Regions from separate parts of the Mus musculus genome. Here region 1 is linked to region 2. The links are chromatin loops, found by intact Hi-C in ENCODE. Cell type or tissue: gastrocnemius. All regions are shown on one strand. Links, peaks and the distances in the headings refer to the core of each region. The heading gives the core; the rest is flanking DNA. Region 1 has its middle 36 kb from the start of Asap2. Region 2 overlaps Asap2 (ArfGAP with SH3 domain, ankyrin repeat and PH domain 2).

Region 1 (5,376 bases), core at 161-5,160, 190 kb after region 2:
ATTATGTCCCTACTACTTGATGGCTCTATAAAAATACATTTTATACATTTATTATTATTGCAAGATGTGTGACAGAATCCCTGTCTGCTGTTTGTTTTTTGTCTACTTGACACAAGCTAGAGTCTTCTTGAGAAGAGGGAACTTCAACAGAAAAAATGCCTCTATCAGACTGCCTATAAGCAAGATCATTGAGTATGTTCTTGGTTTCAATTGATGTGATGCTGGGGGATATAAAAAAGCAAACTGAGCAACCCAGGGGGAGCAAGCCAGGATGCAGTCCACAAACCCCCAGGTTCCTGCCTTGTGTTGGTGGCCTGACTTCCCTTCCAGATGGCCCATAAACTGTAAGCTGAAATAAACACTCTGTCCTCACATTGTTTTTTTTTTTCCAGTGTTTTATCACACTAACAGAAAAGTAACTAAGATAGAAACTGTAGTTGGTACCAGAAGCAGGGTATTGTTAAGAGCTGGTCCCGTGTTTTGGGAAGGATTGTGGAAGGAGTTTGAAACACTGGGATAGAAAAGCTACTGGGGCCCGGCGTGGTGGCGCACACCTTTAATCCCAGCACCCGGGAGGCAGAGGCAGCAGATTTCTGAGTTCGAGGCCAGGCTGGTCTACAAAGTGAGTTCCAGGACAGCCAGGGCTATACAGAGAAACCCTGTCTCTAAACAAACAAACAAACAAACAAACACCAAAAAAAAAAAAAAAGAAAAAGAAAAGAAAAGCTACTGGGTACATAATGGGGCTTACTGCGCTGTTATGTGGGACCTGTTATGTGAGGTGGAGAATGGTCCTGGGCTGGGACCATTCACTGATTGAGCTGGATAACATGTACTGCTGCTTCGCATGGCTGTCACACCAGAACTCTGAGGCTGGGTCTCCTCTCCCTGTTTAATGTTTCTATGTTTTGCCTTAGGAAATAAATGGCTGCTCCAGGCTTGCACTGAAGGGTAAGACCAGGGCTCTCAAGCTTCAACTCCCAAACCACATTTGTCCACAGGTTCAATTAAGCTTGGTAATAAGCCTTTTTATCCACTAAAGACATCCTGCCAGGCCTCATGAATATTCTTCAGCATTCTACTCAACTGATCTTAGCTCACATCAGGGCTGGGAGTCATGTGTCTTAGTGTGAAAATCTGTGTTGACTGTGTTCACTCCGGAAGGAAGATTAGAGAAGTAAGGGACTGGGGAGCAGTGCTCCTGAGTTAGAAGGAAGGAAACAGCCAGGTAGGGCACCTGAGGAGGGACATGGGGGTGGGCCTCTCTTTGCATTCCTGTGCCTGAGCCCCAGGTTCAAACAGGAGCCAGGGAGAGCTATTTAGTTTCCCACTAGGTGGATCTGACTCGGCTTACAGAGTTTATTACATCCTCAGGCACAGGGAACTGTCAACAGTTTTTCCTTGTTTGACAGAGACAGATTCAGTCTGGATACTCAAATCAGTGATCAGAGAGAGTCCTTGTAGCCTGGAAGAAACTTGTGATTTGGACCTTAGAAAAGGTGGCTAGATAGACCGGACAGACAACTGGACAGATAGAAGATGTCAGCCGTACCACAGACACACATTCTGGCATTCTGACATGCTACATCCACTCCAGTAGTGACCAGCCCAATAGGTCCTGAAAACCTGGGCGCTATCCTGAGGCGAAAAGTTCACGGAAACTAGGTCTCCTTGAACTGTAGTTTCCTGTATAAAGAATGCTCCAATGCCCTTGCTTTAGTTGATAAACGGATCTGTGTGCTTTCCCTTAATATTGCTTTATTACAAGTGCTCCTAAGGATTGATATTTTGACATATAACTAAGTTAGATTCTAGGCAGTCCTTGATCAGACCTTGCTAAGTCACTGCCCTTCTCAGAAATTTACCATTATCTGGGAAGAAGGAAATTTGTGACCTAAAGAGGAACCAGAGTAGATACTTAGAACTATAGGTAGCTGAGTTACACCCATACACAAACAAGTATTTACAATGGCCTAGGGGAAGGTGGACTACACAGTAGACTAGAGTAGGATCTATGGCAAGGGCATGAAGCCCTTGCCCCTGGCTTCTAAGATTAAGTGGACCTTAGTGGGAGCTGTCTTTGATCCCAGTTGTTAACAATGAGTTTTACCCCAGTTGGTTCCTGCCAGTTCTTCCGTGTTTGTATTCCTCTGTTTTGCGTAAGAATCCAGTAACCTCTTTGTACCTTGCTTTGTGTGTCACCCAACTCCCCTATTTTCTTCTGTATAAAACGTTTGATGCTCGATTTGACAAATTACATTCAGATCCACACTCCCTTGTGTTGAGTCTGTCTGTCAATTCCTGTCAACTCATTGCCCACCTGTATCAGAGACTCATTCTACGCAGATAAGGGACCAAGAGGGTCTGCGGTACTGACATCCATCGATATTTAGTCTGTGGTGAGTTGCTGGGTGAGTTGCAACACCCTGTAGGGGTTCCAGCTTGCTTACCTGTAAAACAAAATGGATTCTCTTAGGTGTTTGATAGGGGGTGTGCTGGTTAGTGGTTTTGTCAGCTTAACATTAGAGTCATCTAAGAAGCGAGAACTTGAATTGAGAAAATGCCTCTATCAGATGGCCTGTAGGCAAGTCTATGAGACATTCTATTGATTAATGATTGATGTGTGGGAACGCCCAGTCACTGTGATTAGTGGGACTGGTGTGTATAAAAAATACTATCTGAGGAGATGGAGAGATGGCTCAGTGGTTAACACTGGCTGCTCTTCTAGAGGACCTGGTTTCAACTTCCAGAATCCCCATGGTGGCTCACGACCATTTGTTGACCCAGTTTCAGGGAATCTGGAGCCCTCTCGTGGCTGCTTTGAACATAGCATGTACATCTTATGCAGACAAGCAATAAGTAAATACATACATACATACGCTAAAAATAAATAGTCTCTAAAAAAAGCAAGCTGAGCACATTGTGAGGAGCAAGACCATAAGCAGCCCTCCTCCATGGTCTCTGCTTCAATTCCTGCCTCTTGGTCCCTGGCCTGCTTGAGTTTCTGCCTTCTTTTCATTCATAATGGACTGTGAGCTGCCAAATGAAATGAAATCATTCCTCCCCAAGTTGCTTCTGATCATAGCGTTTAACACAGCAATAGGAAGCAAAGTAGTTCAGTGAGTTAGATGTTGCTTTTATTGGCATTTGGGGACCATGAAGAGCTGTGTTCAGCTAATACTGGAGGGAGGTTATCCTCCGTGGATCCACACATGACTGTATGGGTGTCAGGGAGATCAGCAATAACTCGAGGAGGTGGGGAGCAGATGAACAGAGATGGTTTAGTTTTATCGTGAATCAACTGAAAAATGTCTTGCATTGGCAGGGCTTTACTCCCGGCACCTCAGGGGACTGGGCCCTAAAGACAGAAAGTTAAGTCTAACCTGAAAATGAAAGAACCTAAAGAAAACTAAATAAACTAAGAAAACTAAAGAATGCACCTGAGCATGCAGATAAAAGACAAGCTTTTTCAGCCAGGCTGTGGTGATGGTTGTGGCTGCCCTCTCACCTTTATTCCCAGTACTTGGAGTGTGGGGAAGAGGCAGACATATCTCTGAGTTCAAGTCCAGTCTGGTCTACAGAGCAAGTTTCAAGACAGCCAGGGCTACACAGAAAAACCCTGTCTTGAAAAACCAAAATCCAACTAACTAACCAAACACACAACCAAAAAAACAAACACAAAGACTACAACAAGAAATCCAGACAAACATACAAAAACCAACAAGCTCTCCAGGACAAGAGAGATGGATCAATGAAAGTCCTTGTTTTTCTTACAGAGGACCCAGGTTTGATTCCCAGCACCTGCTCACAACCATGGTAACTCCAGTTCCAGATGAGCCGGGTGGGTGTGTGTATACACATGAATTCAATTGAGTGCAGTGCCCATGGTAGGTAAAGAGTTGGTTGGTTTCCTGGAGCTGGGCTTACACTTGGTTGGGAGCTACCTGATGGGGGTGTTGGGAACTGAACTCCCGTCCTCTGGAAGAGCATCAAATGCTGTTAACCACTGAGCCATCTCTCTAGCCCCTTCTCTTTGTTTTTAATCAAATAAACTCCATAGTGAACTATCATTGCTTATCTGTCAAAATGGTTAAAATAAAAACAGTGACACACTAAACACTGGCAAAGGTTCACAGTGACTGAATTTCTCATAAATTGTGGGTGTGGATATACAATGTCCCAGCCACCTGTAATGGCAACTTTTGGTTGTCAACTTGACTTCATCTGGAATGAAGTAAAACCCAAGCTGCTGGGAACACCTATGAGAACTCTTTTTCTTTTGAAGTGGGAAGTCCCACTTTTAATCCAGGTTTTCCAAGGTGGGAAGACTAACCTGTAATCTAGATTCTTTGAGGTGGGAAGGTCCACCTTTAATCTGGCTGTGCCTTCCCGTGACAGCCTATAGAAAGAACATGGAAAAGGGAAGCTCTTTTGCTCTTTGCCTGCTTGCCCTTGCTCTCACTGGCAAGCTCATTCATTCACTGGCATTGGAGTCTATGTCCTCAGGATTCCAGTGTCTACTGAAGACCAGCCGAGAGGCCCATCGTCATGAACTGAAAAACTACTAGATTCCTGGACCAGTAGACAGCCATTGTTGGACTAACTAGACCACAGCCTGGAAGACACTCTAATAAATCCCCCTTTTATGTCTCTGTATAGGTTCGCTATCTGTTCAGTTCTCCTAATTCACCTTCCTAGAAAACAGTTCAGCTGTTTTGTAAGAAACAAAACATAGCACACTGTGGGCACTGAAAGAACCTAGTGGGGAAACCCCCCTCAATTCCTGATTCAGCATGCACCCAAGAATCACGAACAGAACAGAATGCCTTGATGTAAAAACACGAGGTAGTTTAATGGCGGAGCTCCATGTCAAAACATATCTCACGCAGGAGACAGTGGGCTGGGGCTGGGGGAGGAATTGGCATGGTTTCACATGATTGGTTCATTTAAATATGAGCAGGGAGGAATTGGTGCAGTTTAACATGATTGGTCCATTTAAACATCAGCAGACTGTACATGTAGATAACATTTAACTTAGGTCAGAAGGGCGGGAGATAGGGAGGTTCCTGGCCAGTCCAGCATGTCATTCTCTTTGTCTTTATGGCTAAGCAGCCTCAGGAATGTCTTAACGATGGGCCTGCCCGGGCATGTCCTGGCCTGTTCTGCTATGTTCTCTGCCCCAGGTTTCAAAGCTCACAAACAACTCTTTGGCTATTTGACATAAATTACATGAATCACAGGTCTCAAGTTTTATTTTCTTTCAGGTACTAAAGAGGGGCAAGAGCAGGAGGGGGAAGGGAGGATAGCCCACGTCTGGCCAGAGTTCCTCCTATGCTCTGGGCAGGCAGACCTAGGAGGGCTGCCAGACGCTTTCCA
Region 2 (5,356 bases), core at 1-5,000:
ACTTTAAATATAAATAGATATCTACAATGCTTTCCTTTCAGTTGCTTTCTCTTCTCAGTTTGCAAAGAGCGAGTAACAGGAAGGACAATTAAGGAGGGAAGTCAATAGAACTTCTCTTCTGGTAAAAAGGACTACCCATTACTGCACAATAGTGCCACCAAATTAGAGAGCGGAAAAATATTTCCTAGGTATTTATGTACCAGTGAACCTGATAGATTAGCTTGGGACTGGAGTTAAAATGTTGACATAAATCAACTAGATTCCTCAGAGAGCTGGCACCAGGTACCTAAGACCGATGATACAGATGCGTGTGGGGGTGGGGGTGGGGGTGGGGGAGGCACTGTAAAAGGTATTGGGAAGTGCAATGTGCAAAACGCATCTGTTCACGCTCTTAAGTCTACGAGAAAAGTGATGAGAAGGGCTAAAGGGACAGAAATTAACAAGTAGTGAAAAACAGATGTAGTGTTGGGGGAGCAGAGAGAGAGAGAGAGAGAGAGAGAGAGAGAGAGAGAGAGAGAGAGAGAGAGAGAGAGAGAGAGAGAGATCAATTACAGATCTAACACATTTTCACCCAGAATCTGAAAGACAGGAAGCAATCACTATATAGCATCCTAAGACATTCCAGTTTGTCCTGTTTTCCTTGAAAGAAACAAAGAGAGAGCTCTGAGCTTGTAAGAGCCTTGCACAAAGAGCATAAAGAAGGGGCTGCTTCGATCAAGTGTGCCACTTCCGGCAGCAACATCGCCTCACTGTCAAGCTTAACCCTCAATCCATTCCTTTTGCTCAAACTCCAGCTTTCGTTCAGGCCTTATGCTTGCCTCTTTCATTTCCCATATCCTAACCACGGCTCTTACCTGTGCTTAATGTTATTAAGTAGAGGTATGACAGTCAAGTTCATGAAACTAATGAGTTTTGATTTTTATCATATACAACCTAGTTCCCCTCCCCCACCCCACATAGTGTAAGTTTAGGAGTGATGCGATGGGCTTACATAGTGTAACTGGGATGTTTGGGGGCACTGGGCTCCCCAAGGTCTACAGATTTCTGATATGTTCTTGACTACAAACAATTGGATAGGCTAAGTTTCAAGACAGTGTAGCTACCATTCCTTTTGGAGAATCCTATTAAGACAAGAACTAAGCTGAGCGGGTGTCCTCAGGAGCTGGGAGGGGAGGGCAGGAGCACGCACCAGGACACGGAAGAATGTGCTTACTGTGGCCCGCACCACATATTCTACCTGTGTGACGGGATGCTGAACGAGGCAAATCCTCAAACCCCCAGGCATGCGAGCTAGTTTAAAGAGCTGCTCTGCAATCCATCATCCTTAGTTTTTAACCAAATTCAGGATCTGCAGCTTAAACTACCTGGTGTAGAACAGCCTGCTGTTAGCTGTGTTGTAATAACCCATCAGTAGTGTGCTAGGTATGACTGTTCACAACATGGGTCCTACAAACATGCGGGAGATCATGGCAGCTGCCACCTCACAGATGGGGAAAAGTACAAGGCTAACGTATAAATTGCCAAGTTGCTTTAAATAGACACTGGCTGAGTTTCAAAGGAATACATGTCTTTAAAGGTGAATGGATGGCATTGGTGGACAAGGTCCAGGGTAGGGCGACAGACCTGGAAGCAGTATGGTGCTGGCTTGCTAAGCTGACTGTGCTAAACAAGATAACCAATGTCGGAATTGGGCTAAGGAAAACTAAGAATCCCCCAAATTTGTTTAAGCTGTTTTTAGGCTCAGCTACTCCTGGAAATACAGGATCCTGGGTATACAGTTAAATAGCTTCTCACCGCCCCCTTAAGGAAATTGCTTTTCCTAGTAAAAGTATAACAATGTTTTGTAAAAACCACAACTTATTAAAACAACAACCTGCTTATATATAAAACTCGACTCTGAGTTTTCAGAACAGGACAGTATCATGAAAAGATGGGCTGCCGTATAACACAGTCCGTGAGACTGGCTATGGCTAGCCTTGGTACCAGTAACAAAACGGAACATAACGGTTAAACAAAGGCTTTTGTTCAGTGGCAGTTTAGTCAGCAATAAAGTGCACAAACGATACGGGAAACGCTCCTTTGCGGCTGGGCTCTCCATCGATGTGGCCGATCTGAAATGAGCAAGTTTGGGTTACAAGTGTTACAAACATGAAGGGGCAACACAGCATCTGTTCAGAGGAATCTCTTCCGCTAAAGAATGATAGAAAAACCGCCCGGCTGTCCTTTCTTTTTCCTTCCTGTCTGTGCTTGCTAGAGCTCCTGCCTCCTCCCACAAGCCTCGCATACCCTCAGATGGCTCCAGGTGAACACAGATGTTGCCCCTGGGCCCCAGCAATATGGAAGACAACAGGGAAGTCATCTGGCCCACTCTCCACTTAGTATATGAATAAAGAAACTATACTCAAAGTCATATACTTGGAGAAAGTATGATGTGTCTCCATATTTTATCAGGCATTTGTAGAAAGGCTTAAAAACATGCAGTCTGGGTAATAACAATTATAGCCACGTACAATCTCAGCCATGTTTATGATATTGGCAAACTCTAAAGGAAAATTGCCAAAGTGTGCTTTTTTTTTTTTTTTTTTTAAAAACAGCACTGAGAACTGTGGGTCCTCAGGAAGGGTGGGCCCTCTAGTTACGGCTAACATTCACTTCTTTTGCACCTGTCTGAATTTTTTGTACTTTTGGAAATAGATACTTTACACATGGCTAAGCCTGTGTGTCAGGTCAGTGTCTCCTTCATAAGGTAGTATGTAACATGGTGTGATTCCATGCCTGCTTCCAACTGATGGGTATTGATCTGTGTTTATGCTGAGGGGCAAGACCAGGTTCTCAGACAGTGCTGGATTCTCACCAGGCCCGGCCATGTGCAGGAACTTAGCATGTAGAGGAGTTGGGAGTTTGGTAGCTATGGCCCTTAATGGGCCTGTGCTGAGGGAGGCTGATCACAGAGCGGGTGGGGGGGTGGGGGTGGGGGACTTGCAGGGGGGGCAGTTACAGATCAGGTCAAACTCCCTGCAACTGTCAAGCAAAGTCCTCTCCAAGTCCTGAGGTACCTTTTGAAATACTTGTCTATGCAGCAGGGCCACGAGTGGCCACTGGGTGGCAGACCCTGCCAAGTGCTTTCTGTGTATACCCCATTCCACTGGTTAATTCCTGAACCCCACCCCGCCTTGTCTCATCACTGCTGCTTCTCATGGCGTCTTTGCCACAGTGCTGTGGACAACTTCCTCGCAGAAATGATGTCACCCAGGTCTATAGACCCCAAGCACCTGCTGCCAAGGTCCTCAGCTTGTAAGGGGTTGAGTCTGAGTTGCAAGGGCTTCTGGGAGAAGCCCAGTGTCCATGCCACTCTTATACTACCTGGATGCTGAGCAGCATAAAGCTTTTGTCGGGATCAAAAAGACATGAGGACTCCGCCCTGGAGCCCAGCTCTCTGGATGCCTTGCTCCATAAATTGGCAGTGAAAATCTAGGGCCCCAAGGCTCTTGGTTCAGGTCAAGCGTGTTATGAAAATGTAGCCTAAGTGGTCTACCCATCATTATAGTGAGGTGTTCACCTGAGGGACAGATCAGGCCCACTCAGAAGAAGGTGCCCACACAGGAGACACCAGAGATGAGGAAGGCACTGCTCATCAGACTGGTAGCAGCACCAGATCCAGATTGCTTAGGCTGAGAGCTTCCACTGTTCACAGGCCCCGTCGCCCCACCCTGACTTGTGCACAGACACACCCCATGGCCCCACCCTGACTTGTGCACAGGCCCCCATGGCCCCACCTTGACTTGCGCACAGGCCCCTGTGACCCCACCCCGACTCACCCACCACTCCTGATCCTCTTCCCCATCCACAATGATCACGTCGCCCTCAGAGAAAGTCAGCTCGTCTGGGTTGTCAGCCACGCAGTTGTAGAGTGCTTTCACTCGCTTGGGCTTTGACTTGGTCTACATCAGAAAAGGAAGTGTGAAGGCTAGGGTTGTAGGAAGCCAAGTTCTTAGCCAGAGAACAGGCCTCATGCTTTCTGCTTGCCTCATGAGCCATGTGCCTAGGCTCGGAAACCCACAGAGGTCAAGCAAGTGGGGCTGGCTGGGTGTAGCAGGAGCCTGGGCAGAGGCAGGAAATGAAACACCTGGGGTCTGGTGCTCATGGGGATGATGAGCAGAGGGCCAAGCTGGCCAGCTCCCCAGATCATGAAACAGCACCAGAAAGAAGCTCCCAGCCCTCCTCCAAGGAGCAACAGAGCCCGGCTGCCTCGGAGCCCTCTGACTAGTAGCAGGATAGCAGGCTTGTGCACTTACCGCCTGTGACTTCCTAGGCATGGGTGCTGGGGGCTGCAGGGCCATGGCGTTGGACAGAGGACCCGAAGCTTCTGTGCAGAGAGATCCACTGCGTTAGGGCCATGACAAAGCAACTTTATAGAACACCCCATCCCTATCCATCCACTTTAACTGTAAGACAATGTAAGAATCACAAGGTTATATCTGAAAGCAGGACTCTCCACAAGTTTGGTGGTTTCAAGAGAAAAGACCTGTATAAGGCAGTGAACTTCTTTATACCTGACCAGCTAGCTACCTAAAATCCATACCCCCCAACCCCAACTCCACCCCACCCCATCCCTGCAGGATCAACCTGTTCCAAGTTAAATAATTACCAGGTCCTCTCGGCTGTCCTTTGTTGGTCAGCGGGGTTGGCTTGTCAGTCCTACCAGGAAAGAAATACAGATTTATTGATCACTGAGGCCACGTGCTCTGACCTTAATCCCCTTAATGATAAAGGGACCTGCCATCAGTGCTTAAATTTGTGCTTGCTGTATCCCATCACATGTGCCTACTCCCCACTCTTGAAAAAAGGAAAGGTGTGGAGCCAAGTACTAGGTCCTGATCCTAGCCCAGGGCAGAAGCTAAGCACACATTCATCGTCTGCGTACTCTGGCCCCAGCCTGAGCCGCCATCATCATGAGAAAGGGAGGGGCTGAAGCTTAACCACAGGCCTGGGTGGCTCTGCCAGGGTCTGTGCTGGCACCACAAATCAGTGCCTCCTACACCTCTGAGCTCCGTGGTGCCTGCCCTGGGAACCAATGTTGTGGTCAAGGGGCAGAGCACAAGCCTATAGTCATGCCATGGAGACAAACAAGTGCTTCTTACAGTGGGCAGAGGGGGCTCTATCAACTGAGACCTGCCACTGGTATATATGCAGAGAGGTGGGACACTAGCTTTGTTCCTTCTCTAAAGGGAGCAGGGCCTGTGAAGGCCAAGAGAGAGGCTTTCCTCTCAGTTGCCTAGCCAGGCTGGTGGGACCTAGCAGAAAGTAAGACAAACAACTGGGCAGGCAAGCCTTGGGAGGGGCTGAGGAAGCAGGG

Evidence for each region. Peaks named below come from ENCODE experiments on the same cell type or tissue, not always from the same donor. Only the 100,000 strongest peaks of a DNase experiment are listed, where the experiment ranks them.
Region 1: it touches region 2 in a loop (4-fold over the local background); 17 of 42 quality-filtered maps call a loop at or near these places.

What each region holds. Positions count from the first base shown.
Region 1 is chr12:21,073,381-21,078,756 of GRCm38, reverse strand. No RefSeq gene overlaps it. Among named protein-coding and RNA genes, the nearest start is that of Asap2, 36 kb to the left of the region's middle. In gastrocnemius, for the core only: a CTCF peak has its summit at 2,815 (motif pointing left); a DNase peak (open chromatin) is centred at 2,810.
Region 2 is chr12:21,264,473-21,269,828 of GRCm38, reverse strand. Asap2 (ArfGAP with SH3 domain, ankyrin repeat and PH domain 2) reads right to left here. Exons shown (of 29, transcript NM_001135192.1): 26 at 4,649-4,698; 27 at 4,296-4,366; 28 at 3,819-3,941; 29 at 1-2,111. The coding sequence ends at 2,037. It overlaps Itgb1bp1 (integrin beta 1 binding protein 1), which reads left to right. Exons shown (of 7, transcript NM_008403.5): 7 at 1-27. Among named protein-coding and RNA genes, the nearest start is that of Gm40855, 16 kb to the right of the region's middle. In gastrocnemius, for the core only: a CTCF peak has its summit at 3,100 (motif pointing right); DNase peaks (open chromatin) are centred at 1,541 and 3,111; H3K27ac peaks cover 1,584 bases.